2 separate regions of the Homo sapiens genome follow, and region 1 is linked to region 2. Evidence: chromatin loops called from intact Hi-C (ENCODE). Cell type or tissue: CD14-positive monocyte. All regions are shown on one strand. Links, peaks and the distances in the headings refer to the core of each region. The heading gives the core; the rest is flanking DNA.

What was found. Peaks named below come from ENCODE experiments on the same cell type or tissue, not always from the same donor. Only the 100,000 strongest peaks of a DNase experiment are listed, where the experiment ranks them.
Region 1: it touches region 2 in a loop (2.9-fold over the local background); 4 of 110 quality-filtered maps call a loop at or near these places.

The regions. Positions count from the first base shown.
Region 1 is chr5:132,314,256-132,329,907 of GRCh38, forward strand. It overlaps SLC22A4 (solute carrier family 22 member 4), which reads left to right. Exons shown (of 10, transcript NM_003059.3): 4 at 7,929-8,100; 5 at 13,022-13,148. All of the region lies in intron 7 of MIR3936HG (MIR3936 host gene), which reads right to left. Among named protein-coding and RNA genes, the nearest start is that of SLC22A4, 28 kb to the left of the region's middle. RefSeq lists enhancers at 6,945-7,445, 7,602-8,120, 8,121-8,639. In CD14-positive monocyte, for the core only: no CTCF peak of the experiment used is centred there; no DNase peak of the experiment used is centred there; H3K27ac peaks cover 1,206 bases.
Region 2 is chr5:132,266,399-132,279,674 of GRCh38, forward strand. PDLIM4 (PDZ and LIM domain 4) reads left to right here. Exons shown (of 7, transcript NM_003687.4): 3 at 66-147; 4 at 4,517-4,695; 5 at 4,905-5,068; 6 at 5,393-5,510; 7 at 5,627-7,056. The coding sequence ends at 5,831. It overlaps LOC124901063 (a long non-coding RNA gene), which reads right to left and starts at 11,352. Exons shown (of 2, transcript XR_007058934.1): 1 at 11,309-11,352; 2 at 10,999-11,090. RefSeq lists enhancers at 1,874-2,417, 2,429-2,508, 2,599-2,708, 3,882-4,770, 5,718-6,219 and 4 more and silencers at 6,514-6,603, 10,818-11,112. In CD14-positive monocyte, for the core only: CTCF peaks have their summits at 6,467 and 6,671; a DNase peak (open chromatin) is centred at 6,543; H3K4me3 peaks cover 1,231 bases.

The DNA of each region.
Region 1 (15,652 bases), core at 4,037-12,036, 50 kb after region 2:
CTGAGTTAGAGCCCACCCCAGAGCCTATCAGCTAAGCACAGGACAAGCCTCCCCACACTGATAGCCCCATCTCCTGTCAGGCTGCATGAGGAAGACTCATCAGTTACAAGGTCATGAAGAGGTCCCTGGGGCCCTCAGCAGCTTTTCCTGGGAGGGAGTTAGGTGAGCTCCAGGCGAGTTGATGAGGGTCATCCACAGGAGTGAGAGAGTGTGTTCTCTTGAGCCCAGCGAATGGGCAAATGAGAGAAGCAGAGGTGAGGGGTATCCCTGGGACAGTAGACACCAGTTCCCATCATCTCTAGGGTGATAATATATTCTAGGTGGCTCAGTACCATCCCAATTTGTCCCTATTGTCACAGTGTCATTATTAATAATACTCCTTTAATAGAAGTCTAACGATTCTTCTTGCCTCAAAAGTCCGAATCTGGTTAGGTGACTCTGATTGCTTTTTAAGAGTCTGAAGGACTCGTTGGCTTTGGAGATGCTGCACTGTCTTAATTGATGGTGTGTACACCTTCTGTCAAGTTGCCAGGATGGAAATATTCCAACTCTACTCCTTTAATTATTTGCGAAGAGCCCCGTGCCATGGGCTCAGCCTCAGTGTCTGCAGAGGGGAGAAGGGAGGAGACAAGGTGGGAAGAACATGCTGGAGCCACATGGTCCCAGCAGGTAGCACACTCTTCAGCAGGCCCCAGCGGGAGGAGGCTGCTCCCCTTCCTGCAGGGGGAAGGAGCGGGGCAAGATTTTCTTGAAGATCATTTGTGTAGAGGGCACAGGGAGCTTCAGGCCAGTGTTGTTGGAAACTGGAGGTTGGAGGAACTTAAGATAGAAATTGCAACCTCCTAGTCCCCAGTGGCTCCAAGAACACAAGGCAAAGCCTATTGTCTTCATGTTCAAAGTCCCCAGAATCCATCTTCCATGTGACGATCCTCCCTAAGCCTGAAAAACCCAACATGTGGCTCTGCTTGGGCCAGACACATACCAAAAGCCAAACAGGCCTCCCCAAAACGGAGGACTCTGACCAGCAGGCCCATATCCCAGGAGGACCTGAAGGACCATCTGGAACAGAAGGGTAGAGAGTCACGGTGAAGCCAGAGAAGCTCTCTCCGTGGGAATGGGAACAAGGTGGGACTTGTGCCAGGTGGTGGCATCCCCGGTTCTATAGAATGGGCAGCACTGAGATCTGCCTTTTTAGTGGCACAGGGTGATTCTGGAGCCTCCAAGCCTCCCCTGTGTGAGCGGGTGAGGCAGGGAGAGCATACCCCAGGCTTCCTACAGGAAAGGGCTGCCCTCCCCCGCCGGCTCTGACACTATCATCTACTCTCCTCCCAGTTCCCATGCAGCATGTGGTCCCACATGCAGGGTGAAGAAGGGTAAGAGGGCCAAGGGGAAAGTAAGGCCATGGAAGATCAGTCAAGCCAGCCAGTCAGTAGGTAAGACCCTGGGTGCAGCAGCCTCGCTATCAGCTGGGATCCAGGCCTCTCAGGGCTTGCTATCAGCCTGGGGCCAGGCCTGTTATAGGGTGCTCTGGGAGCCTCTTCATGGTAGTTTTACTCCATTGTGCTCTGCAGGAAATTACTGGCTTTTGTATCCTGGTATGAGACTCGTTGTGTTGGGTTCTCAGGTCTGAAAGTTTAAGTGTCCCTGAAAACCAGCCTGCTCTGGAATGGCTGGACGCCCCAGTCAGCACCTGGGGTTGGGGGACACAGTACAAAGGCAAGGTGGCTGCTAGCTTCCCTACAGTGCAGCAGTGCTCTCTGGTGTTTCTGGGATAAAATAGCTGAATTCCAGGTTGTATTTGACTAAAATAAACCAAAGGGTGTGGTCTGGGCTGAGGAGTTTGGTAGGTGCCTTCGCTTCCACCCTCTGGCCCTAAGGAAGGGTTGGCAAAGCTCTGCATGATAATTTCACATTAACTTGGGAAGCCAAATTACTCCCACTGTCAAAGTAGTGCAGAAATGAGTCCTTGTTTTGTGCTGCTTTTAAAAAATGATCAAGGCTGCCACAGTCGTAGCAGACTAGAAAAGAGAAAGAAAGAACAGTGCTACCCTACACAGCATAAAGCAGACATGCCTGGAAGTGATGGTGTTGCCGGAATGATGCTGGTTTAGGAGGAAATGACCACTCGGGACCAAGGACACTAACCCTACCCACGTTCCAGCTCCCCTCACAATCTCCTACTGTTGCCCAGAAATAATGCCCTCCACCTGTCAATAGCCTTCTGGGTAGAATGCCATCAGTATCCTCTCTTATCCCCCATAACTAGCTGCTTAAACACAAAAAGTGTTTCTGTATTTAATAACACAGAAAAAACTCTTGACTGATTCATTAATTCAGTATTTTTCAGTACTTCTAACATCAACCTCCATGTGACATTTCTTTGGGCATGCTGAACCATTTAAAGCTTTGCTTCCTCTGATGTCTAGAGGTTCCTCCTTTTGATAGGTGTGTAAGTGATGGCATCTTCCTTTACAACTCTGGCTACCAGGAAGCTCAGGCAAATTTGAAATTTAACTACATCAATGATGCAGCTTTTACCAGCCACATATATATATATTTTTTACTGTTTTTAAATTGAACAGTTGAAATATAATTTTGTCTTCGCCTGTTTAGGATGCCGTAACAAAATCCTATAGGCTGGGTGGTTTAAACAACCAAAATTTATTTTCCACAGTTGTGGAGGGTAGAAGTCCAAGATCAAAGTGCCAGCAGGGTTGGTGTCTGGTGAGGGTTCTCCCATTGGGTTGCAGATGGCTGCCTTCTCCCTAAGTCCTCACATGGTCTTTCCTCTGCGCAAGTGCTCAGAAAGAGGGAAAGCAAGAAAGAGAGAGTGAGCCATAGAGAGCTCACTCTCTGGTGTCTCTTCTTGTAAGAACACTAATCCTATACCCTATCAGGTCAGGGGATCAATGTATGAATAATAGAGGGACACAAACATTCAGTCCATGACAGATTTGCATACCATGATATTCACACTTTTAAAGTGTATAATTCAGTGGTGTTTAGCATATTCACAAAGTTGTACAGCCATCAACACTATCTAACTCCTCATCACCCTGAAAAGAAACCCTATACGAATTAGCAGTCATTTCCCTCTTCCCCTCGCCCCTGGCAACCACTAATTTACTTTCTGCCTTTAATGGATTTCCCTATTCCGCACATTTGATATAAACAGAATCATATATTATGTGGCCTTTGTGACTGACTCCACTTGTTTTCAAGGTTGATCCATGTTGTAACATGAATTAGTATTCCACTGGATGAAGACAACACATTTCGGTCATCCATTCATCAGTCATTGAACACCTGGGTGTTTCTACTTTGGGGCTGTTATGAATAATGCTATGAACATTGGAGAATAAGTATTTTTGTGGATATATGTTTTTAATTCTCTTGGGTATAAGGTAGGACCTCTGCTGGGTCCTATGGTGATTCTATATTTAACCTTTTGAGGAACTGCCAAACTGTTTTCAAAATAGTCAGCTGCGTATTTTTGATCTTTTCACCAAGGCACAACTTTTTACTTTTCTTTATATCTTACTTTAATGTTACCATTATTTTATTGTATTTAAATTTGAAGTTGCCTCAAAATCTCCAAGGGATGAGCTGGCATATAAATACGTAAACATGATGCAGAAATTTGCTGGCATACCTTATTTGCATTGCACCGTAAGAGGGAAGAACTGGGGAGACCCAGGGAAGAGCAAGAACTTACTCCTGTCTATTCACAAGGAGCTCACTGCCTGGTTGTGCCTCTGCAGCCAATGCAGCTGTCACTGTGGACATGGGGACATGGGTCAAGGGAGTGGGGCACATATTGCTGGGTATACACAGAGATAGGAAATGTTACTTTTGACTGGAGTGATTGGTGCAGACAGAGGGGAAGCCCTGAGCAGGGGAACATCTGTTAAGCCCTGAAGAGGAGTTCTGTCTTCCACTGGGCCTTTTTGGATCAAAAGCATTGTACTTTCCATCACTCCCCTGACATGTAGCACATTTCAACTGCTTGATCAGGATAAAGAATAACTATTACTGAGCACCTGCCACATGCCAGACACCCTCCTAGGCACTTTGCATACATGATCTCAGTCTTCATAATAATATCTCCATGAAAGACGGCTTATCACAGTCACTCTAGTAGCAACTCAGCATCAAGGAACCCAGGTTCTCCCCGTGCCAGATGGAGGACACTCCTAGCCCATGGTTCCTGGGTCTCGCCTCATATCCTGGCAGCTGCACTACAGTCTTGTTTCTTGAGCTGGGGTCTACTGAGAGCCTATGTTGGTCATTTATGAAGGTGCATGTCCTGCCTCTGTGTGGAATGGGCCCAGCGGTTCCTGGGGCAGGTACTGCTCTACATGGAAGGCAGCCTGGCCCTCTCTGAGTCACTCCCTCTTGGAGAGAGTGCTCAGATTCAGAGGGGTGTGACAGGTGGTGGGCAATACTCCTAGGGCTATGCTGGCCCTCATCCTAGCCAGGTCATGTCCCTTTGGCTTAGATGTCAAAGTTTCACTCCCAGGAGAAACTCAGAAGCCCAGCCAGACCAAGACCAACCAGGCTTTGCCCTAGAAGCAAAGCAGGCAGAAGAGGCAGATAGAGCATAGGGGGCCAGGACAGGGATCCCCCGTCAGCACAGCAGGAGTCACTGCTGTGTCATCTGTTTCACTGCCACATGGAAAGCTCATGGCAGCTGCAGGCCATAAAAGATCTGTGTAATCAGGGTTCTCTCCTAGCATTACTCAGAGGGGTCTGGCTGGCTTCCAGTGACAAGCCAAGGAAGGGAAAATGTAAATCCACTTCTGAAAGGGGGATAAGGTGGGTGGATCACCTGAGGTCAGGAGTTCAAGACCAGCCTGGCCAACATGGCAAAACCCCGTCTCTACTAAAAATACAAAAATTAGCCGGGCATGGTGGCAAGCGCCTGTAGTCCTAGCTACTTGGGAGGCTGAGGCAGGAAAATCGCTTGAACCCAGGAGGAAGAGGTTACAGTAAGCTGAGATTGCACCACTGCACTCTGGCCTAGGCAACAGAGCACAAGTCTGTCTCAAAAAAAAAAAAAAAAAGAAAAAAAAGAAAAACTGTAAAAATGACAGCAGGATATGGCCTTACCCATCTCCCCTCATGTCTCTACTGGACTCTCAGTTGAAGAACTGCTTTATAAGGCCAAGTCATGCCCCCAGTAATTTTTTTCTTGGAAGGTAGACCAGTATCCATAGAGCAAATAAGGCTTAAATCCTGGTGCACCACTTATTATGTGCATGAATTTAAGCAATTGGCTTTAACTCTGAAGTCTCAGCTAATTATGTGTAAAGTAGGAGGAATATTAGCTTTTGTTTTAGTTTTTGTTTTTGTTTGAGATGGAGTTTCGCTCTTGTTGCCCAGTCTGGAGTGCAGTGGCATGATCTCGGCTCACTGCAACCTCTGCCTCCTGGGTTCAAGCGATTATCCTGTCTCAGCCTCCCGAATAGGTGGGATTACAGGTGCCTGCCACCATGCCTGGCTAATTTTTGTATTCTTAGTAGAGACAGGTTTCATCATATTGGTCAGGCTGGTCTCAAACTCCTGACCTCAGGTGATCTGCCTGCCTTGGCTTCCCTAGTGCTGGGATTACAGGCATAAGCCACCGTGCCTGGCCTGGAATATTAGTTTTTATATAACTGGTGTGAAGGGTCAAAGAGATAATATATGTAAACACTTAGCCTGGAACCTGTCTCAAAGTACCTACTCAAAAAAATGCTAGCTGTGAAGATGGTGATCCTGTTTAAGGAAGGGTGACTGCCTAAAAGAGAGCAGAAAGTAGGACTAAAAAGGAATTATTTCAATTTGTACCATCCATGCTGTCCACAGGAAGGCAAAGAGAGAGACCTACAAAGTCTCTGTCCCCAACATGCACTCTGCAAAGTTATATAACTGTTCTGGTCTGAGACCCATGCTTAGAGAGGGAGATTATCCAGGAACCCAGTAGTATAACTTCTCTTTTCTTAACAAGGTCATGAAGGTAGGAGAAAGCTCCTCTGGCCTCACAATTCTACAAGATTCTCACTTGATCCTGCGCCCTTTCTCTTTTCCAAAATCAAACCCTCTGCCACTGAATCTCTGCTTAAGAATAAAGCACCTTCTATTTATTTCCACATCACAATCACGGCCAAGGGGTTTAGAAACCAGTGCATAGCAGGAAGGTCATTAATGAGGTCAGAAAAGACCTGGAAATCATACTCATGATCCTCAAAGAAGTCAGGCCCTATCCTTGGAAATGGGTTTATAGGCTGAGCAATGCTCTGGGTGGTTAGGGCAATTGTCTCCAACATGGGATGCAGGAGGCACAAAGTACTGGCTGTTTCTATCAGTCCAGGTTTTTAAATGGCCTCTTGAGAGGGACCCACTGAGGCAGATCTCTCAGTTATGAACAGTGAAGGGGAATGAGTGGGGTGGGATGGGAACAGATAGGTGGTAAAATGAGAAACCAGCCAACATAGTAATTTTGCTGCTTCTCTGGAATTAGCTCTTAATCCCTTAGCCTGTGCCTAGGGCATATAAACATGACTGAGAAAATCTCTCTTAAAAGGCAAGCATGAATGACCTTTGAATTATCTGTTTTGTATCTTCCAGGCCACTTCTCTATAGCATGGGCAGATCCCCAACAAAAGGCAGAGCCATTGCCATTGGTCACATCTCCGCCCCAGGTGTAGTGAACCAAGGGCAGACTCTGTGGAAAGGGCCCAGAGCTCCGTGACAAGAGAAGGAGCTTTGTTCTTGGACTCCCATCTGGTGCCATCTCTGCTCACTGTGGCACTGAGCAGAGCAGAGGCCAATAGTCGCCTGCATGTCCTTTCCCAAAAAGCAGTGCCCGCACCAAGCAGTCATGGGCCTTTCTGCTGTTCAGGGAAAGCACTGTGAGTTCAATGGGTGTGTGGACAGGTCTAGGGCTGCTGCCTGCAGGGGCAGCAGAACAGCGCCTGCTTTTCTTTCCTTGGTCCAAATGGACTGTGGACTGTGTCTGCCTGGGCTGATCTCTGGGCACAGCATGCTGCAGGAAGGCCTGTCTGTGTACCTCCAGAGCCAGCTCACTCCAACTGATTTCTCAGGGCTCAGGCATGGGTAAGTGTGCCCTGAGGTCTTGGAAATGATGAACTCTCCACTGCTTCCTGATGGGCCAATGTCTGTTTATTTACAGTTCAGAACTGTTGGAAAGGCTACACACACCTTGACCCCACATGGCCCCTCAGAAGAGCCACTGCTTGTCTCCTGAAATGCTCTCTCTGCTTCTCATGTTGGGGCTCTTATTTTGGAAATGTGGCATTCTCAGAAGGGATTAGCTCTTGGGGCTGGGCATGATATTTTTATGACATGGAATGGCCTTAAAATAAGTTGGCCAGGCGCGGTGGCTCATGACTGTAATCCCAACATTTTGGGAGGCCAAGGCAGGTAGATCACTTGAGGTCAGGAGTTCAAGACCAGCCTGGCCAACATGGCGAAACTCTGTCTCTACTAAAAATACAAAAATTAGCCAGGCGTGGTGGTGCACGCCTGTAGTTCCAGCTGTTCGGAAGGCTGAAGTGGGAAGGTCACTTGAGCTTGGGAGGCAGAGGTTGCAATGAGCTGAGATCACGCCACTGCACTGCAGCCCGGGCAACAGAGGGAGACTTTGTCTCAAAAATAATAATAATAATAATAAATTAATTAAAAATAAATAAATAAATCTATGGCTCCATTAAAATCTCATAGAAATTCAACCTTCTATAAGTTGCCAAGTCTTGGATCACGTCCCACCTTCCTCTACCCTGACCATGCCTGCTCTGGGCCATGAGGCAAATGCCTTTCCCCTTTTCTAAGTGGTGATAGTTTGAACTCTAACTGCCACATAATGATATAAAAAGCAAATATTAAAGTGAGTTAATATGCTAATACTCCTCCCTTGTTTTGAACAGGAACAGAAATTCTTGGCAAGTCAGTTCGTATTATATTCTCTACATTAGGAGTGTGCACATTTTTTGCAGTTGGCTATATGCTGCTGCCACTGTTTGCTTACTTCATCAGAGACTGGCGGATGCTGCTGCTGGCGCTGACGGTGCCGGGAGTGCTGTGTGTCCCGCTGTGGTGGTGAGTGTGACTCGTCCCCAGACAGGCCCTCTGCTGCGGGTCAGCACACCTGGAACACACCTGGAGCCTGATGCTGACCTAGCCTGGGCTTGCATGACCTCCACGGAACTCGCGGAGGCCAGCTTCCAAGCCGGGAGAGTTTTTGCCTCATTGTGGGTGGGCCTGTGTGCTGGAGTTTGAGTCTCCATTGTCCTAAAAAGCACATTCTCAGGATTCCAATCTCTTCCTTGATACCAGCCACTCCTGTCTGTTGCTACTTGTTATTTGTGGAGCTGGTGGTGTTGGATTTTGTTGTTTTTAACTCTGCCCCCTGCTCTTTCATCACTTTTCTCTCTCTAGAAAAATCTCACTCTATCCAACTAATGTAATTCTTCAAGCTTCCCTATCATATAACGATTAGCATCTATGAAAGGGAAGCCTATTTATTAGCACTATGATAGTGTGCCTATTTATCTGCTATGTCTCGAAGAGTGAGAAAATTACTTTTTATTTAATAAATTGTTAGAGAAATGTCCTCTTCTCTCCTCCCACAACCTCCCAACTCAGTTTTAACACAACAGTTATAGGAATAACAAAGTTTGAAGATTCTGGCCTCAGTCTTGCCCAATATGACTATCTGGGGGATTTCAGGTGAAAGAATAAATTAAAAATCATAGAACAAGGTGTCAGACATACCCTCTTTTTGGAGATTTCCTGTTCCTTTGCTTTTTCATATTTAAGCAAGAGAAAAGGAGATTCCTTCCATTGGTGGGTCTGGTTCTGTCTCTCTCTCATTCTCTTTCTCTCTCATTAATTCTTCTTTGTTTGATTTCATTATATCAAAGTCAAATCTTCCAGCACTGACTGGTTTCACCGAACTGCATAACTTCTACCTGCTTACACATAACACAAGCTTCTTTGACCATTTTTTGGAACTCACAATTTAGACTAGACCTCATGGTTGCCCTGTCCTTTGGATACCTCCTGACTGGGAAGCTGTCTAGGCCTTTATCTTACTGCAGCTGTTAGGCAGTCATAGAGGTTGACAGGCAGGCCACCTGTCTGACGAGATAGCGCAGGTCAGGTGGGCTCACTCTAAGCCCCTGTATTCTCATGACCTGTAAGAGTGCTGTGATTTACTAGTGTAAATTATTGGCATGAAGTGTGCAGGGGGAGTTGACAGTTTGTTAAAGGTTATGTATTATTCTGATTTGCAACATTCCTCTGGAACCCTGTCTGAGGACCGGGAAACCCGGCCTGAGGAGCAGTGAATAAGGGCTGGCCATTATCTACATAGCTGTGCCTCCAAGGAAAGCATCCCAGACTTACAAGAGCAGAGCAATTTTCTGAATGAGAGTAATTATCATCATCATCATCTGTCCTTCTCTCCACAACTCCCTTGCTAGCTGAATTTATTGGAAAAGATGTTAGTGACTAAGGTTCTCTCAAGACACATGACAAGATTATTCAAAGGTTCTTTTCTGCCTCTTCAGCTGAATGGTTTTAATAAACTATGTTCTCTGGCTCTAGTTGTCATTTTGACCTAAGAGACCAGTACTTTCAAAATGTTATAATTAGCCAGGTATGGTGATTCACACCTGTAATCCCAGCACTTTGGGAGGCCAAGGTGGGAGGATCACTTTAGCCCAGCAGTTCAAAACCAGCCTGGGCAACATGGCAAAACCCTGTCTGTACTAAAAATAAAAAATTAGCTGGGTGCAGTGGTGAGCGCCTGTAGTCCCAGCTACTTAGGAGGCAGAGGTGGGAGGGTCCCTTGAGCCTGGGAGTTCAAGATTACAGTGCGCTATATGATCATGCCACTGCACTCCAGCCCAGATAGAATGAGATGCTGTCTCAAAAAAAAAGTTATAATCAATCTGATTAAGGTATGATTCTATCAGAGAGAAAGAGAGAGAGAGAATAACAATATAAAGCCTCTGATGGGCTGTACAGAGATTAGTAGGGATGGGATCTTTGCCTCGGGACCATATGTCACAGCGAGGAACGAACAGCTCTGATCCATTAGCCCTCCAGAGTCAGCCTCCAGAGTTTCCAGCAGAGAAGGTCCATCCCACAGGGAGCCTGCTCACTGTGCCCTAAGGAGAGCTTTTTCTTCTATTCCCCAGGAGCTGGTCCATGAATGCTCCTGGCTGTGGGCATACTGTACCAGGGACAGGACTTGCCCCAGACAGAGGCCAGCCTGGGACCAGCACTGACAAGCTGAGTGCTCCCCCTGAACATTTACCAGTGGTCTTACCATTTTCCTATAAAAGAAAATAGCTTTCTTCTGAACATCCCATCCTTGCAGGTGGGTCTTCCCAAAGGGATGCTCATCAGTCTAGTGGTTGGGGTATGGAGGGATGCTTAGAGCTGACATGGACCCTGCCGCCTGCTCAGTATGAGACAAGCTCTCCAGCAACACCTCACTGCTGTTTAGTCTGAATTCAATCTACAGAGAGATTATAGTGTGCTACCTCATTTGGCACTCCATTGACTTTTGAAATGATCAGCTAGATTTGAGATTATGTGCACCAAAAAAAAATCAAAGCAATTCAAAACTAGAGATACCAGTGGCCCTGAGTACAGTGGGCTAGAAATGGGAGGTAAACCTACATAGAGGCACTGCTGGTGGTTTGGGGGACTTTTTATGTCCCAAGTTTCCTTTAAAAGGCTTGGCAGTAAGTGGCCACAGGTGTGAATGGAGTATGTGTATAGGCGGTGGGGATGGGGTAGGGAAGCAGGCCATAGATGCAATGTGAGGAAAGCTATGCAATTTCTAGCTGATTAAACATTAAGAATCTGAGGCCAGTGGTCTGTAGAAAAAAAGGTAGGATATTTCTAAGCATAATCTGGTTGGAGAAAGATACTGGCCCCATCCATGAGGTATATCGTGGCTGTGTAGTAAGATCTCTAATTCTGCACTAATATAGTAGCCACCAGCCACATGCAGCTATTTAAGTTAAAATTAATTAAAAGTAAATAAAATTGAATTTTCATTTCTTCAATCACACTAGCTCAATAGCTACATGTGGTTAGTGGGTGCTGTCTTAGTACAGATACAGAACATTTCAGAAGTTTCTATCGGACAGCACAGTTCTAATTACTGAGAGTCAGTGACCTAACATTATTGTAGTTCCTATAGGGACCCACTAAAGGCATATTCTGAAAAATGCAAACTAGGCTCATTTTTCAACTCATGTGCTATTAAGCTGGAGAGGGGACCTGCTGGTTGGTCATTTGTTTTGCTCTGAGCTAATTCCTAGTGTGGGTTTGGGGCCAATTAACTACACAGGACTCTGTGTCTGCTACTTATAATTTGTTGTCTAGGCTAAGTAAGTACAGATGCTCTTTGACTTATAATGGGGTTACATCCCAATAAGCCCATTGTAAATTGAGAATATTCTAGGTCAATACACCTAACCTACTGAGGTAGGAGGCCAGACACGACTCCAGAGGCAGGGCTTGGACACTGGACCAAATTGAGGACCAGCTAAAACACAGCCAGGGCAGAAGACGCTTTCCATAAGACACGCCCACCCGTGTGCCATGTCAGTTTACTGTTGCCATGACAACACTCAGGCTTTATTGCCCCTTTCCATGGCAATGACCCAATGACCCAAAAATTACTACCCTTTCCCTAGAAATTTCTGCATAAACTGACCTTTCATCTACATGTAATTAAAAGTAGTTATAAATATGAGTGCAAAACTGTCCTGAGCTGCTACTCTCTGCCTGTGGGGCAGCCCTGCTCTGCAGGAGCAGTCACGGAGCTGTAACATTGCCTCTTCAATAAAGCTGTTTTCTTCCACCTCCAGTTTGCCCTTGAATTCTTTCCTGGGCAAAGCCAAGAACCCTCATGGGCCAAACCCCACTCTGGAGCTTGCCTGCCCTGCATCCCTACCAAATATCATAGCTCAGCCTGACCTACCTTAAACATGCTCAGAACACTTACATTAGCCTACAATTGGGCAAAATTTTCTAACACAAAACCTATTTTATAATTAAGTGTTGAATATTTCATGTAATTTATTAAATACTGTACTGAAAGTGAACAACAGAATGGCTGTATGTATGAGCACTCAAAGTAAGGTTTCTACTCAATGCATATCATTTTTCTCCTATAGTAGAAAAATCATAAGTCGAACCATCATAAGTTAGGGACCATCTGTACTGACAATAGGTAAGGAAAATGAGAGCTGACAGGAGAATGGCTAAAAGATTTTGAGAAATAAAAATTTAGAAAGAATAGAAGCCCTATTATTTGCAACTGTGTTTGAGCATCAGCTATAAATGGGAATAGACTATGTAATTTAAAACAATAAGCTTTTTTAGACATTAACAAAAAGACAACATTGGGGCTCATCTCCCAAAAGCTGGTTTGGGCACTCGCTGATCTGGGAATCTGTTGAAAGCCATGGGGGCCCCACACAGGCGGGTGTCAGTGCCCTCACTTTCTCTTTTGACTAAAGGAAACGATCAAGAACACAGGTGCCCTGGCCATCCTTTTCCCAATAAACTGTGAACATCACCAGCTGGGACACCAGCAATTCTCCTTAGGATGGACCCACTGCAAAGACAGTCTCTTCTCTAGGGGAACTTATAGTCTAGTAGCTATGTTTCTTTTATGAGCCACACTACCTATAAGTTTTGGATGAACTTCTCCAGAGCCCTGGCTCAAACATGCCCATAGTTAATGTCACCCCTTATGGTCTGGTCCTGGTCTCAAGCACAACTGATGATCGGTCTTATAATTTGATCAGAAGTTTGAAACTTGAAGGTGGTTTTATTTATTCCTATGCTCCAATAGAAATCTTATGTGGACTCCCTTTAAAAAGACAAACTAGAATTTTACAAAATTAAAACTATTTGGGGGAAACTCAGATTTAATAGTATCCAGCCCTGCTGTTGTGAAAAATTATTAAATATTAAAAATAAATTATAGGTTCATTCCTGAATCTCCCCGATGGCTGATATCCCAGAGAAGATTTAGAGAGGCTGAAGATATCATCCAAAAAGCTGCAAAAATGAACAACATAGCTGTACCAGCAGTGATATTTGATTCTGTGGAGGTAAGCATTTGCAGATGTTTCCTCTTGAGATCAGCTATGCATTCTTGATTTTATGGAATTTAACTTAATTCAATATTTGTTAAGTGCCCACTATGTACCAGGCATTGCACTAGGCCTTAGGAACACAATCATGATTAAATTCTAAGATAAAATCCACCTTAAAGGGCTGTTTATAAGAATTAAATGCAATAATATATGTAAACTGCTTAGCAAATAGCAAGCGTTCATTAAATATTAGTTTGCTTTATTTTGCAAGTTTATCATCAACTTTCTATTGGCATTGCTCCAAACCACTGACACAGCTATGTACTGATGATTTTTAAATGTCCAGATTAAGTGGAAAAATATGTTTCAGGGCTAGTCCACCCTGGGTTCTCCACTGTACCCTGAATCTTACCACAGACTGCTGAGGAAGCTATGCATGTCTTTAGTCTCACTCTGTGTCATGTCTAGAACCTTAAGGCCTGAAAGCACAGGCTTGAGGATTCACCCTTGAAAGCTGGTGGCCACAAGGAAAAGCTGATATTCTGTGGAAGCAGCCACACCTCCTGACAGTTCGTGAGGATATGCAGTGTGCCATGCCCTGTGCTGGCTCCTAGAGGAAATAAGAAAAGACACAGCCCAAATTCTAAAGGAACATAGAATGTAACTAAGATTGGCAAGAGGATTAGATAAAAAGATAAAGAATGGCATAAGGGAGGAAATGGTAAGTATCCAAGTAGAGACACTGTGTGCCAGCAATACAGAGAAAGATAGCAGGGTGGCCCATGGCTGGAGGCAGGTCCAAGCCAGGGAGGACAGCAGGACTCACTTAAATGAGTGGAGAGGATGGGGCAGGGCATTCCTGTCTAGGAGATAGGTAGGAGTCTGCTCAGGACACCTAAAAAAGACTGTGGTGGCTTCAGTAACATTATACATGCCCTGCACCAAAGCATGTAGTACAGAAAGCAGAACTCTGTAGAGGACGGTGGGCATGCCACTGCTCACCCCCACGGCTTCCCCAGTCCCTGGCCTTCAGGACCTTTTCCAGAAGCAGATACTCTGGCTATGGCTAGAGGCTTAGACTGGCCATGAACTCAAGCTCTCAGAGGGCTGCCAGGACAAAACATCCCTTAATCCTTTGCCCTTCAAATCAAGAAGTCCATTTCAAGTCTCAGTCAATTTAAATGGATAAAACAACAACAACAACAACAACAACAACATTGGGAGTGTCTAACACTTCTGCCCTTCAGGGCTGTGCTGGGGTGTTTATCGGTATTTATCAGCTAGGTGGCCTGATTCCTATCTGTGAAACTTAGAGTCTAGTTGTAGGGATCTACCTATGTGGATGACAGCAATCATAAAATAGATATGAGATATATAGTTATGGACAAATAAGAATATAGTTCAGTGTTAAAACACATGGTTCTGGCAGTGCCTTTATATATATATATATACACACACACACACACACACACACACACACGCATATATAAATGTGTATATATATGTGTGTATGTGTATATATATATATATATATATATATATACACACACACACTTTAAAAAAATTTTGAGTCTCACTGTTTTGCTCAGGCTAGAGTGCAGTGGTACAATTACAGCTCAATGTAGCCTCGACCTCGACCTTCTGGGCTCAAGCAATCCTCCCACCTCAACCTCCCAAGCTGGGACTACAGGCACTTGCCACCAAACCCAGCTAACATTTTGTATTTTTTTTTGTAGAGACAGGGTTTCACTATGTTGCCCAGGCTGGTCTCAAACTCCTGGGCTCAAGCAATCCTCCTACCTCAGCCTCCCATAATGCTAGGATTACAGATGTGAGCCATCATTCTCAGCCTGACAGTGCCTTCTTTCTTCCTGCCATGATGCACATCTAGCCTGAACTGGACAAACCCATTAAGGGAAAGGGGGCTTGCGCTTTCCTGAGGCCTGGTCATCTCCCCTGCTCACCTCCCGTAGGATCCTCTTTAGGAGGATCTGCAGAGCCCTGTGCCAGCAAATGCACCCTATTTAGAATGATATTGAAGAGCCTACCAAATGCCAGGCACTGTGTTCTGCTCATTGCTCATGCTTTTTTTTTTTTTCAAAAAAAGAAACTAAGGCACAGCGAAGTTAAGTAACTTGCCCAGGATCACACAGATGTTAAACTGGGATTTGTGACCTAGTTCTCCCAGGCACCAAAGTACATGCTCTTAACAACTGTGATTTTTCACTTCATGTTACAGGCAGTAGCATTAACTTGGATAGGAAAAGATATAGAGTAGAGTATTGTCTTAGAAAGCAATCTCAAGCATCCTTGGCTTCAGAAGAAGCACCTTCAACCTGCTTCTGGTACCTGATCCAAAGACATTTTGGTGGCTCCACCCAGGCCAGGGACAACCACTGGATACAAGCATATTCTTGTTCTGAGGTTTCCAATCCTGGCTGCTCATCACAATCACCCAAGTGCTTTAAGAATACAGATTCTCAGGCCTCTGTTTAAAAGAGTCGAAGTAGGCAAGCCCA
Region 2 (13,276 bases), core at 1,728-9,727:
TCCTGGCTCCCAGGCATGGTGGGCGTGGTAGGAGACATATCTGACCATCACAATTTCTGCCACAGGCCTGAGGGTAGGAGCTGGCCCAGTGCCCCTGATGACAGCAAGGCTCAGGCACACAGGATCCACATCGATCCTGAGATCCAGGTATGTACAGACACTGCCTGGCCTGGCCTGGCTCAGAGTGAGCCCAGGGCAGAGGGGCCAGCATGCAGGTTCACCTGCACTGAATGTCCTCACTGGGGCTCTCAGATACCCAAGACAGAGACTGAAGCAGAAGTTTTCTCTGGACCACATCCATACCCCATCCCATGTTCCTCAGATGATGAGCACCTGGTGTGGGCTCTGTCTCTACTCCGGGCAATCCTGGATTCTGGACCAAGGTGCCTATGATGTCCAGGATCTGGGCTAGGCCTTGGTTTGCGGCTATCACACAGCCAGCTGGAGTTCACTCTGGTGCTCAGTGATGCCAGACCAGAAAGAAGTCACTGTGCTTGCAGCGGGGGAGATTGGTGGCAGTCTCAGGCTGTGGAGTGACCTCAGGCTATGGGACACTCCTCTGAGTGCCCTATCCAAGCCTGAAGTTCTCTCCTGGCCATCCTGTGGTGCTTCTAGCAGAACTTAGGCTGCAGGCCTGTCTGCCCAGTCACCTTTCTGTGTGTGATAGAAGTCATATCTCTGGTCCTGTCCTCAAGAAGAGTGAGGGGGTCAGGCTATTCTAGGGCCTTGTTTTGCCATGGCATAAGGAGTAGCCAAGTGGGGATGACTGAGGTATCCAGAGCCATCTCTGGGCCACAGAGTTTGGGCAAGGAGACTGGGATGGTCTGTGATGGAGCCAGAACCATGGGACCCAGCATGTGGGACCATTGCCTCCTGGGCCTGCCTTTGTCCACCCTCTCAACATGAAAGAAAAGGGGCCAAGGCAGGGAGAGGCTTCACTGAACCAGAGGGAAGGATGTGCCCCAGCTTCTCCCTCACTATCTACCCCAATCCCATCTTGCTCTATTCCCTACCCTGCCTGGCTGGCATCCCTGGAGCCAGATGCTTACCACCTTCCAGGCAGTGCCCATTCTGGCAGGGGAAAGGCACTTAGAAGTTCTGGGCTAGGGGAAGCCAGGGGCCAAAGGAGCCCAGAGTAGTCACATGACTCAGACAAGGAGTCAAGGAGTGCTTCCTGGAGGAAGGGGTATTGAAGCCAAGACCTGAAGGGCTAGGAATGGTAAGGCAGGCAAAGGGGTATAGGGAGAGGAAGTGTGGCCCAGAGGTGAGGTCTTGCACCACAAGTTCAGAGAAAAGAAAGGTCCAGGGGAAGGGAGGACAAGATGGAAGGAGTGAGAGGACAGAGGTGAGAGATGAGGTGGTGGAGCAGGGCCACAGAAAGGCTCTTGGGCTTCTCTATCCTGGACCTCAGCTGTTCTTACAGGGATTCATGGCCACATCTGTGTCTCAGAAACTTGCTCTGATGGCCCCATGGACCCCAGACCTTAGGGGTAGGGGTACATGTTGCCATAGACAAATGAGCCAGGTTTGCCACAGGCCAGGCAGAGGGGAGCAGCAGGGTGTGGGCCTCAAGCTCATGCATGAGGCCCAGCCTCCCTCAGAGGTAGCAGTGCCAGGATGACGTGGTGGGGAGGGGGTTCAGTCTTCCAGGAGAGGCTCAGGGCCGGTGGGCCTGGGAGGCTGGCGACTGTAGAGCAGCTCCCCCTGCCCCCACACTTGTTCTCATTGACTCCCTTGAAGACCAGGCTGCCAGTGGCTCAGACTGGAGAAGGAGGGAGTTTCCACAAGCACCAGGGCAGCCCCTCAGCTGCTGCCCCACTTTTGTACTTAAAAGGTCATGGGCTCCATGGGTGGTGACAAAAACACCCCCACCCCACCCCTGCAGGGCTGAGTCCTTGCTAACACAGACACAGGGCCCATTGTCCCCATGCTGCTCCCACCCTCTGCCTGAGTGGGGGTGTTGGGGAGGGGGTGGAGCTAGCTGGAGCCATCGAGGAGGAGGAAACCACAGTTGGCCCTAGGACCAGCACAAGGTGCCCTGGCACACATCCCCGAGTGGGATGGGACAGGGCCAGCTGGAACTTCAGGCCCACCTTCCCTGTGGGGCGATAGGAGAACCTCCTTCTCTCAGGCCTCTTGTGGGAACACAGGAGGCACTTGGCCTAGCCCAGGGTGGAGGAAGGATAGTAACTTATTACTATCCTTCTGGGTTAGTAGGGTTTTCTGGAAGGAGTGGCAATTATGCTCAGAACCAGGTGATGGGGAGAAGCAAGTCAGGTGGAGCAGGCAGTCCTTGCACACTCAGCCTGTCCTCCCCAGACCAGCAGAGAGCTAGAACTGAGCCTCTAGGAGATGGCACCTGCTCATCTGGACTCAGCGCCTGCCTCCATCCAAGTTGAGTGTCCCAAAGCAGGTAGTTACCCCCATCCTGCTGAAAAATCCACTGAGGCTTCAACAACCAAGTGGGCAGCAGGCTGGTTCTCAGAGCAGAGGAGCATATGGTACGAGGTGTACCACCCACAGAGGGGGAAAATACAGGACTGGGGGCCCAGGAATTCCCCTGACAGCCATTCATCCAACAAGTATGTGCTTTATGCCAGGCACTATGCAATTGTCTTATTTCATCTCCACAAGGAACCTGATGTGGAAAGCATCACATTCCCCAGCTCATAGATAAAGAAACAGGTTCAGAGAGGTGAAGAGACTTGCCCAGTTAGGGGATAACCCTGGGACTCAAACTAAAACTGAGGTAGCCATGTGTGTCCTAGCCACAGAGTTCAGGCCTAGAGAGGCAGCTGCATGGGTGACCGTGGGAGGGGCAGTGGCTCTGATGGCCCTGCAGTGGACCCCTGCACCCTGCTGGGTAGGGGTGAGTGAGGGCCTCCTTCCTCCCAGTCCCAGTCCCTCCAACTCCTCCCTCCCACCAAAGCCTCTGCCCGGAGGCTGAGCCCCACCCCCACTGGCCACAGCCCATCTGGTCCCCATTAGAGGTCAGCCCTGCCTGCATGCTTGCCCGACAGACACACGTGTGAGAGCGCTCACGTTTCTCAGGGGCTTTTGTTGGGCCTGATGTGGATAGGGGTTTTCCTGTTGCTGCTGCATTGATGGGGGCCACCTGGGCAGCAAGACCCTCCTGTTTGTCTGTTGGGGTGGGGGAAATGGAGGGGGGCCCACCCAACTGCTGGTCTGCCTGTTCCCCAGGTTCCCACCCTACAAAAAGCAGGGGGTACTCAGGGCAGAACCCCACAGGCTCAACTATGCCTCAGAGCTTCCTAAGTCCAAACCAGGGTTCTTCCCACTACGATAGGCATCCTTTCCTGTCCACACTGGGCTCTCTGACCACACTGTAGAGCAGAGGAGGTTTACACGTCACTCCCAGGCTGAGGCTAAGACCTACCCCATGGCCTGGCCTCAGACATCATCCTAAAATCAGGCTGCTCTGGCTACTAGCCCAGTCTCAGCTATGGAGGCCACTATGGCCATTCCCAGGGTGACCAGTGCTGGCTCCAAGTCTCTGTAACCATGCGCATGTAGTTAGTTGTATGTAGGGAGATTGGTAGGTGCATATGTGTTGTCCTTATGTGTGTGTGTGTGTCTTTAAAGCATAATTGTGAGAGTGTGCATGCCCCTGTTTACATTGCTGTGGGGTGCTTGTGTGCACTTGCAAGCTGGGAACTGCACAGCTCTGGACTCTGCAGGGACAAAGATCCCCAGTCCCCACTCAGACCCCCACACACAGAGATACTGCCCTCTCCTCATGGCTGAGGGGGCAGGTTCAGGACACTCCCACCCAAAATGTTTCAGCCATGGGCACCAGGCTGGCTGTGGGGTAGTGGGGCAGAGAGCCTTGAGCCCTAGCCTGGTCTCTGCCCCTCATCTGCTGTGCCTGCAGAAGGCTACTCATTGTGGCCTGGAAAGCAGGAAATGGGGGACAGGTGTAGGCCCAGAAGGGGCTGACCTCACAATGGCACTCTTGAGCCTCAGCCTGCCCAAAGGGCCTTGGACACATGACAGTCAAGGACCCTTTCTGACTGTAGGACAGGAGTTACGTTTTTTGAGTTCCCAGCCATGGGCCTACCCAGTACCCACCACAGTTCAGGAAGGTGAGAAGGCTTGGCACCAGGGCCACCTCTGCCAGGAGGCCACATACTCTGCTGTAGCCACACAGACCTTAGGCTTCTTGGGATAGGCCTGCCCCAGTACTGTCCCTTCCTGAGTGGTGGTGGGCAGAACCACTGCAGGGCTCACAAGCCCAGGCTGAGTCTCAGCTGCCCAGGTTTTTGTGTCTGACTTTCCAAGGACGTTTCTCATTTCTGCAGGGGCATAACCAGTCCCCAGGCCCAGCCCTTCCCCAGAAATCCCTTCCCTGGCTGAGCACCACAGGCCAGAGATGCCGAAGCAGAGGAAGCCAACTGACATCCACCACCTGGCACAGCACAGCAGGGTGGGGGTGGGGTGAACAAGGAATGGCTGGAGGCCAGAGGGTCTCCCAGTGCCTTAGGCCTCTCTCTAATAGGACGGCAGCCCAACAACCAGCAGGCGGCCCTCAGGCACCGGGACTGGGCCAGAAGATGGCAGACCAAGCCTGGGATCTCCATATGGACAACCCCCTCGCTTTCCAGTCCCTCACAATGGCAGCAGCGAGGCCACCCTGCCAGCCCAGATGAGCACCCTGCATGTGTCTCCACCCCCCAGGTAGCACAGAGATGCCTTCGGTGCCATGCCCAGAACCCATCTTAACCCTTGATCCCTCAAATCTCACCCAGTCCCACTCTGACCCCTGACACTTGATCCTTGGGTCTTAGCTGGTTGCATTCTGACTCATAAGCCTTACCAGACCCCAAGTCCACAGGGTGAAGGCTGGAACTGCATCCCTTCCTCCTCTATTTCTTTCTCCCTCCCAGCGCTGACCCAGCCAGAGGCCTCCCGCGGAGCCGGGACTGCAGAGTCGACCTGGGCTCCGAGGTGTACAGGATGCTGCGGGAGCCAGCCGAGCCCGTGGCCGCGGAGCCCAAGCAGTCAGGCTCCTTCCGCTACTTGCAGGGCATGCTAGAGGCCGGCGAGGGCGGTAAGACGCCTGCCACCTGTCCCCATCTGCCTTCCCACTCCCTGCAGTGCCCAGGTTGCCCCCTAGCGACCCCACGTCCCGCCTCGCAGTCACCTGCCCTCTTCGGTCTCTGCGGCCCGGTCCCACGCCCTTGCTACAACCTTGCTACGCCCTGGCTTCCCGATTCCCTCTCCACCCCCTGTCGCTGCCCCTCACCCCACGCCCGCCAAACCCGTTCCCCAGTCTCGGGTGCCGATGGCCCGTCTGGCGCCCAACCAAACACCCCGCAGAAATGGAGTTCTGACCTCCTCACCCCGTTCATGCCACCTACGCTCCGGGTTTCAGGGGATTGGCCCGGGCCTGGCGGCCCCCGGAACCTCAAGCCCACGGCCAGCAAGCTGGGCGCTCCGCTGAGCGGCCTGCAGGGGCTGCCCGAGTGCACGCGCTGCGGCCACGGCATCGTGTGAGTAACCGCCCCCGCTGCCCCTCCCGGACCCTAGCCTTCCAGGGCCCTGGATGCGGGCGCAGTCGTGAACCCATCAGTCACTCGACGCTGTCCTGTCTCGTTCCCCCCATCAGGGGCACCATCGTCAAGGCACGGGACAAGCTCTACCATCCCGAGTGCTTCATGTGCAGTGACTGCGGCCTGAACCTCAAGCAGCGTGGTTACTTCTTTCTGGACGAGCGGCTCTACTGTGAGAGCCACGCCAAGGCGCGCGTGAAGCCGCCCGAGGGCTACGACGTGGTGGCGGTGTACCCCAATGCCAAGGTGGAACTCGTCTGAGCTGGGACCCTGCTCCCACGCCTGCTTCTTAAGGTCCCTGCTCGGCCGGTGTAAATATGTTTCACCCTGTCCCTCTAATAAAGCTCCTCTGCTCCACCTTGAACCTGTCACCTGGCCTGCCACCCTCCTGCGCAGGCCATGCATGGCTCCCGAGTACAGTAGTATCTGCTTAGGTGCCAGGCATGTCCTAGGCTCTGGGTGCAGTAGTGAGCAGGACGGGTACCATGCTGCCCTGAAGGGGGCCACAGCCTGGGTGGAAGGCAGACCTGAATCACAACGGGCCAGCTCTAGTAATACGAAGGTGAGGTCTGGGATGCTGCGTGCGGCGCGACGACAGGAGGTATGACCTGGGTGGGGTCAGGGAAAGTCTTAGCTGAGAACTAAGAGATGAGGGAGGCACAAACTCTGCACGGGGGAACTGTGTGTGCAAAGGTGAGCTGGGGGCGAGAAAGGCCTCTGTGGCCGTCATCGGCACTAGCGGGTTGGGGGTGGTGGTGGGGTGCTGGCAGCCTCAGGAGCGATCGCTCCCCTGGAGAGGGTGATTGAGTGTGGAGATCACCGGGGCCGCCGCGGGCCGTCTGCACTTCTGTTCCAGGTTTTTCTGGCATTTTCTGTTCCAGGTTTCTTCCACCCACGAGCACTTTATTCTCCTCCGAGACCCCCTTTTCTTCCCCTTCCTCTCTCCCCCACCAGGGGGCGCGCTTAAATTTCCAGACAGAGACCAGAAGGAAGGTTTAGAAAGAAAAGAACACTTGCCCAGGGCAGCTTTGCCCTCCAAGAGGCTCCCTCCTGTCTCTAAGTCAATTCCACCCCTCCTCGAAGTCCCGGCTTCCACCCCTCTCCTCAGAGTCCCGGCGTTTACCTCGTGGTGTGTTTGCCTTGGGCCTTTCATGCCCCGGCTGCACACATCGTCTGTGAATTGTGGCTGTTCACTCCCGAGGATGTGTCCTAGACTCCGGGTCGCGTGGATCTACCCTCTAGTTTACTTGCTCGGGAGAAGAAACTGACTCGTTTTATTTAGTGCCTATTTAGCGAGCCCAGAGTAACGTACATTTGTGCTGTTTTCAATTTTGTGCTATCGCAAATCACAAAAAAACTGTTATCAATTCACATTCATCATCAGCACGAGACCCATTTCCTTGTGCTCCTGCCAGCTCAGGATATTATGTTTCTTTTTTCATTTTTGCCAGTCTGTTAAGTAAAATGTCATATGCGTTTGTTTTAATTTGCATTTCTCTGATTACCAGTGATGAACATTCAGTTTTTGAGCATTTATGGTGTGTTTGCTGGGTGCCTAGCACTAAGGGAACAGAGTGGTCCTCACTCTCAAAAGAGCAGTTCTTGTGTAAGTTACCCCAAACCCTTCATGATTTTTTTCCAAGGCTTATTTAACTTCTTCTTAATGATTGGTAGGAACTTTTCCTAATTTTGTACGAATCTTTGTTACTGGATTCTGGTCATCTGATCTATTTCCCTGTTAATGTATAATTACTACTGTGTTGGAGTTTAATAGCCAATCTCTCCTCCTTGTTGGTCATTTACAAACCTGTCAAAGCTATTCCTCTACATTTCCAGTTGTCAGAAGTTGAGACTGCATGCCTCAGGCTCTGGAAAAGCAAACCTCTGAACTGTGACCAGGTTGCCCTGAATCTAGGGACTCACTTGGGAAGAACTGGCATTAGTCTTTTCCTCCAGAGAGGACTGTGATCTGCACTTCCTGTGCATTTATTCAGATGTTGTGTCTGTCTTCGCTTAAGTTTTTATTTTCCTTTCTTCTCATAGATCTTCTGTTCATGGTTAAATTTGTGCTAGAGATTCCCTCTTAAGGCTCCTTTTGCCTCCTCCCTTCCCTGAAGGAGCACAGTTCAGGGCAATGGGCAGGTGCTGATAGAGCAGTGAGGCAAGGTGGCGTCCTGGTCCTGCTGGTGACCCCAGATCATGTCTGGCCCTTGTCTCCTTTTGCTTCCCAAGGGGTCAGACTGTGTGCGTTGAGGCCCTGAGGGCGCCCCACCGTAGCGCTGCGCAGGTGTGCACGCACACACGCTCCCTGCAGCCACACCCAAATAGGGTGGGGTGGTGGAGGAGTCTGCCCTTGCCTGCCCACCCTGCCTCCGCTGACTTGGTCCCAGCCCCACCCAGTCATAGGTGGGAGAGGAGAGGATGACTGGCACCCAGGAAAGCAGGGAAGCATTATTAAGCACAGGAGTGGGTGGAAAAATACCGGGAGCCATGGGCCCTGGCCCCCACCTCTCACTCCCACTCACCCGCAGAAACTCGACTCTCCCACTGGCCACCACAGATCCACTAGCCGCTGGTACTCACCTTAATCCCATGACATGCAATAACCCCTTCCCCCAACAGAAACTACCACCCAAGAGGCTCCCTGCCACCATAGGCTACCCCGAGATCAACAGCTCCACCCCTTCAGGGTTGCAGCAACTACAGCAGCCCCTGCCTGGGCATCCTGGTTGGGGGTGGCTTGGAGGGCAGCTAAGGGGAGTGGCATTCAGAGCTGACAGCCTGATTTGTCCTTTCCCCAGCTTCAAGGCCCAGCCTCTACCCAGTCCCCCAGCCCACCTCGTCTGCCCAGGGGCCCTGAGTGTAGTAGACCATGAAAAGCTTGGGACAGGGTCCTCATAGGACAAGGTTTGTATGGCCCAGGGTGCCAGTACTGAGACAGGGGACATCAGAGTCTCTCTCCAGGAGGGGGAACCAGATCCAGGATCCCCAATTCACAGTGCTCCAGGCTCCAGCCTACCTGGCTAGAACCAACTTTCACTGTTGTCCCCAAACCTGCTACATCCCTCGAACCCCAGGGCCCAGTTCCTTACCTCAGGGGCTTTCAGACCAAAGACATGGATATCATCCTCTACACCCTCATGCCAGCCATAACATCCTACCCAGCACTGTGTCTAGGATTTTGCCTCCCAAGCATTTTTAGACCCATTTCAGGGCAGCTGAAGGAATCTCTCATTCCTTTGCTTCAACTCTTCCAGGGCCCTCAGGATGGAGTCCCTGGTCCTCCTCCTAACATTTAAAGTCTCCCTGACCTCAGGGCCCTCAGGATGGAGTTCCTGGTCCTCTGCCTAGCGTTTTAAAGCCTCTCTGACCTCGGGGCCCTCAGGATGGAGTCCCTGGTCCTCCCACTAGCATTTAAAGCCTCTCTGACCTCGGGCTGCTGACTACTTTGTCTCACCTCCTCTGCTACAGCAGACAGTCCAGTCCAGCATCCTCTGAGCTAGTCCACCTTTTCATAGCCCTCAGACCTCTGAAGCTCAAAATGCCTTTCTTCTTTTGTCATGGCTCAGCAAACTCCTACTCACTCTTCAAGGCCCAACTCTACTGCCCCCTCCCCTAGAGCAAAGCCTCGGCCCTGCCATCCCCAGGGAGAGTTAATAGTTTCCATCCACATGCCCTCCATCCCATCCCTTCCAGTTTTGCCTGGTGCCTCTGGCACAACCTGTTATCTCCTTGGTCAGACCCTGGCTCAGATTTACCTCTGTCCTGCCCAGCCTCCACCCAGGCCAGGAACTGGGAGGTACAGGGGTCCTGGAGAAGCACCCACCCTCACTCAGGCACACAAGCACACACACCCACTCACACATACACTGGGCTTCCCTTCCTCCCACTACCTTTCACCTCACCTCCAAGCATCCTGCCTGAGTTCTCAGTGGGAGGTAAGTCTTGGAGCAGGGGTCTTCAATCCCCAGGCCATAGACCATGGCCTGCTAGAAATTGGGTTGCACAGCAGGAGGTGAGTGGCTTGCAAGCGAGTGAAGCTTCATCTGTATTTACAGCCGCTCACTATTGCTTGCATTACCACCTGAGCTCCATCTCCTGTCAGATCAACAGTGGCATTAGATTCTCTAATTCTAGGATTCTAGGAGTAGGGATTCTAGGATTCTAGGATTCCAGGAGTATGAACCCTATTGTGAGCTGTGCAAGCAAGTGATCTAGGCTGTACATTCCTTATGAGAATCTAACGTCTGATGATCTGTCACTGTCTCCCATCACCCCCAGATGGGACCATCTAGTTGCAGGAAAACAAGCTCAGGGCTTCCTTCACCATACATTATGGTGAGTCATGTAATTATTTCATTATATATTACAATGTAATAATAATAGGAATAAAGTGCACAATAAGTGTAATGTGTTTGAATCATCCTGAAACCATCCCTGCCCTCCATCCATGGAAAAGTTGTCTTTCACAAAACCAGTCCCTGGTGCCGAAAAGGTTGGGGACTGCTGTCCTGGAGGGCACCTGCTCCCTCCTGCATCCTCAACCTCAACTCACTCAGTCAACTAAATATTTATTAAAAGGTCATGCACAGTGGCTCACGCCTGTAATCCCAGCACTTTGGGAGGCCAAGGTGGGGGGGATCACTTGAGGCCAGGAGTTCAAGACCAGTCTGGCCAACATGGCAAAACCCCGTCTCTGCTAAAAATACAAAAATTATCCCGGTGTGGTGGCAATCACCTGTAGTCCCAGCTGCTCAGGAGGCTGAGGCAGGAGACTTGCTTGAACCCAGGACGTGGAGGTTGCAGTGAGCCAAGATCACGCCACTGCACTCCAGCGTGGGTGACAGAGCAAGACTCTGTCTCAAAAAACAAAAATACCTATTAAGAACCTTCTATATGCCAGGCATTGTGTTGCACCCTAGGAAAACATTTTGAACGAACATGTAAAATAACTACAGGCTATAAGCAGTGCTATCAAGGAAATAAAGAAGGCATTACAGTAGAGCATAAGGGATTCTCTTCATATATGGAATCTGGAAAGGCCTCACAGATAAGGTAACATTTGGGCAGAGAACTGAGGTGGTAAGATATCATCTGTGCAGGTATCTGGGGGGATTACATTCCAGGCAGAGGGCACAGGAAATCCTAAGGCCCTAGGCAAGCAGTGACTGAAGTAGTATAAGTGAGGTGGCTGGAAGTAGTAGATGAGGTCGTCAGAGAGATGTGAGGGAGACAAGGCTGTGTTGGCCCTTGTGAGCCATTGTTCCATGGATAGCAGGACTATGCAAACCCAAAGGCCGAGAGAGCTGAGAAGCCAAAGAAAGAGGTTGACAAATCCATTTTCTCAGAGAGAAATATATAAGAGGGACTTACGAACAGAAGTGATGTCTCGAGTGGCTGCAAGACTGAATCCTCACACCAACCAGCCTTCCAGAAAGTATCCTTTATATAGCAAGCTCTTAGGGTAAAACATGTGCAGCTGGTCCCGTCTTCAGACTTTCTTGCCAAGACTCGTGACCACTGGAGAGGTTAAATAAGCATCTTTATGAAGAGTTTTCTATTCTACAGGCATTGTTTAAAGATCTTGCTGATGAATATCTTGGCATCTAGGGGTCAAACATTGGTCATTACGGTGGTTTTGGATCAAGTGGCCTGGAACAGTGGCCCACACCTGTAATCCCAGCACTTTGGGAGGCCAAGGCGGGAGGATCTTTCAAGGCCAGGAGTTTGAGACTAACCTGGGCAACATAGCGAGACCCCCTCTCTAGAAAAAATAAAAATGAAAAAAAAAATAGCCAGCTGTGGCGGCATGCACCTATAGTCCAAACTACTCAGAAGGCTGAGGTGGGAGGACCCCTTGAGCCCAGGAGTTCGAGGCTGCAGTGAGCTATGATCTTGCCACTGCACTCGAGCCTAGGCAACAGAGTGAGACCCTGTTAAAAAAAAAAAAAAGCATCATTCTTGCCACGCAACAGGCTGTTCTCCTACAGCCATGGTAAGGACTTTGACTTTTACTCTGAGATGAAAAGCCAGAGGAGCGGCATGACCTGGAATTATGTTTTAACTAGGATCACATTGTCTGCTGTATGGAGAATAGGCCCTAAGGGGCAAAGGTAGACGCAGTAAAACCAGTTAGCAAGCATGACTGCGTTCATCCCTAACTAATTCCAAACTAGCCCACTCTCCCCAGTCCAGACGCCACTGTCTCATGCTGAACAGTGTAAGGGCCTCTGCCTTGTCTCCCTGTCTCCTGCCTGGCCCCTCCCTCAATCCTTTCTCTACATAACAGCTAAAGGAGGTTTTTCAAGTGCAATTCCCTGTCAATCTTGCCTATTATAGTTTCCATGGCTCCTCACTGCTCTTAGGACAGAGTCTAAATTCCAAATCCCAGCTCACAGGGCCACATGAGGTACACAGCCCCTGCTGGCCTCTGTGGACAACTTGTGCCTCTGTAACTCTCATTGTGCTTATCTGTAAGTTCAGCCCCATCAAACTCTCCTCAAGACTCTTGCAGGCTTCCTTGACCCTCCAAGGAGGTTGAAACACAAATGGAGTCCTTTCTGGTTCTCTGAGTGACAAGCTTTGTTATTTGATACTTTCCTCCTAGAGAACCAAAGAAAGGGGTGAAGGTAGGCGGAGCCCAGATGCAGCTTCAAGCCAGCCCTCCCTTCATGGCCAAGGACTCAGCCCCTCTAGGGGGTGTGCTAGCTTGGCCCTGGGCTCACAGCCCTTGAACTGCTGAGTTGGATGGGTGGGAGCAGTGTTGTGACTTGCACAACACCATGATGCCCAGAAGCCTGGGCTGTGGGCCCTGAGTCCCTCTGCCCCACCTGGGGAGTGCCCCACCTCCCCTCCACCTCTGGGTGCCCCTGTCCAGCTACGTGCACTCCAGTGCTATCCTGGACAACTCATTCTTACCCAACTTCTTGTCTTGCACCCCAGGCCGACCCCTGACTTGCTTTTCATGTAACTTCCTGGTTTATCATTTTCTCACAGAATAATCTGTCTTTCTAACAACATTCCCACAGCACCTCTGAATGGAGGTGGAACCTCTAAAAAGGTTTAAGGGTAGTGAAGAGGTTTCTCTAATAAGCAAGCACTGTCCTCCTGTGTCCCCTCTACCACAAGTGGGAAACTATTTGGGTCCCTACAGAAACCAAACCTCAACTTTGCTAGTGTCTGACATAGATCCATTTGTGGCTGGAATGCAGAGACTAGAAATCCCAGGAGAGACTGCTAGAGACCTCACTGGGTCCTGCAGGGTCTGGAGTCGGTCTCAGCCATGTGGGCTCAGAAACCGCATTAACCAGCCCTTAAGTGGGTCTGTCAGGCCCGGTGAGCCAAGCTCAGAGGCTGATGCACCACCCCCGACACCCACGCGCGCGCGCGCGCGCACACACACACACACACACACACACACCAGCTTCACTGACAATGGCTGCAGTGCAAGAACACTCAGCTGCCATCCAGGGTGTTCTTGGTCTGTAATTGAATTTTCATGGGAAGCTGGAGCACACCCACAGTCTCAGAAGAAGGGAAGGGAGTTGGATAATAACTATTATGGGAGCTAATGTGTCCCAGGCCTTCATCTCCAAGCCCTTAGTGAACGATATGATTGTTTTTAATCCTCATACCAACCAGAAAGGAAGTATGGTTATTATCCCCATTTTATGGATGAGCTCAGAAAGGTTAAAAAACTTGCCAAG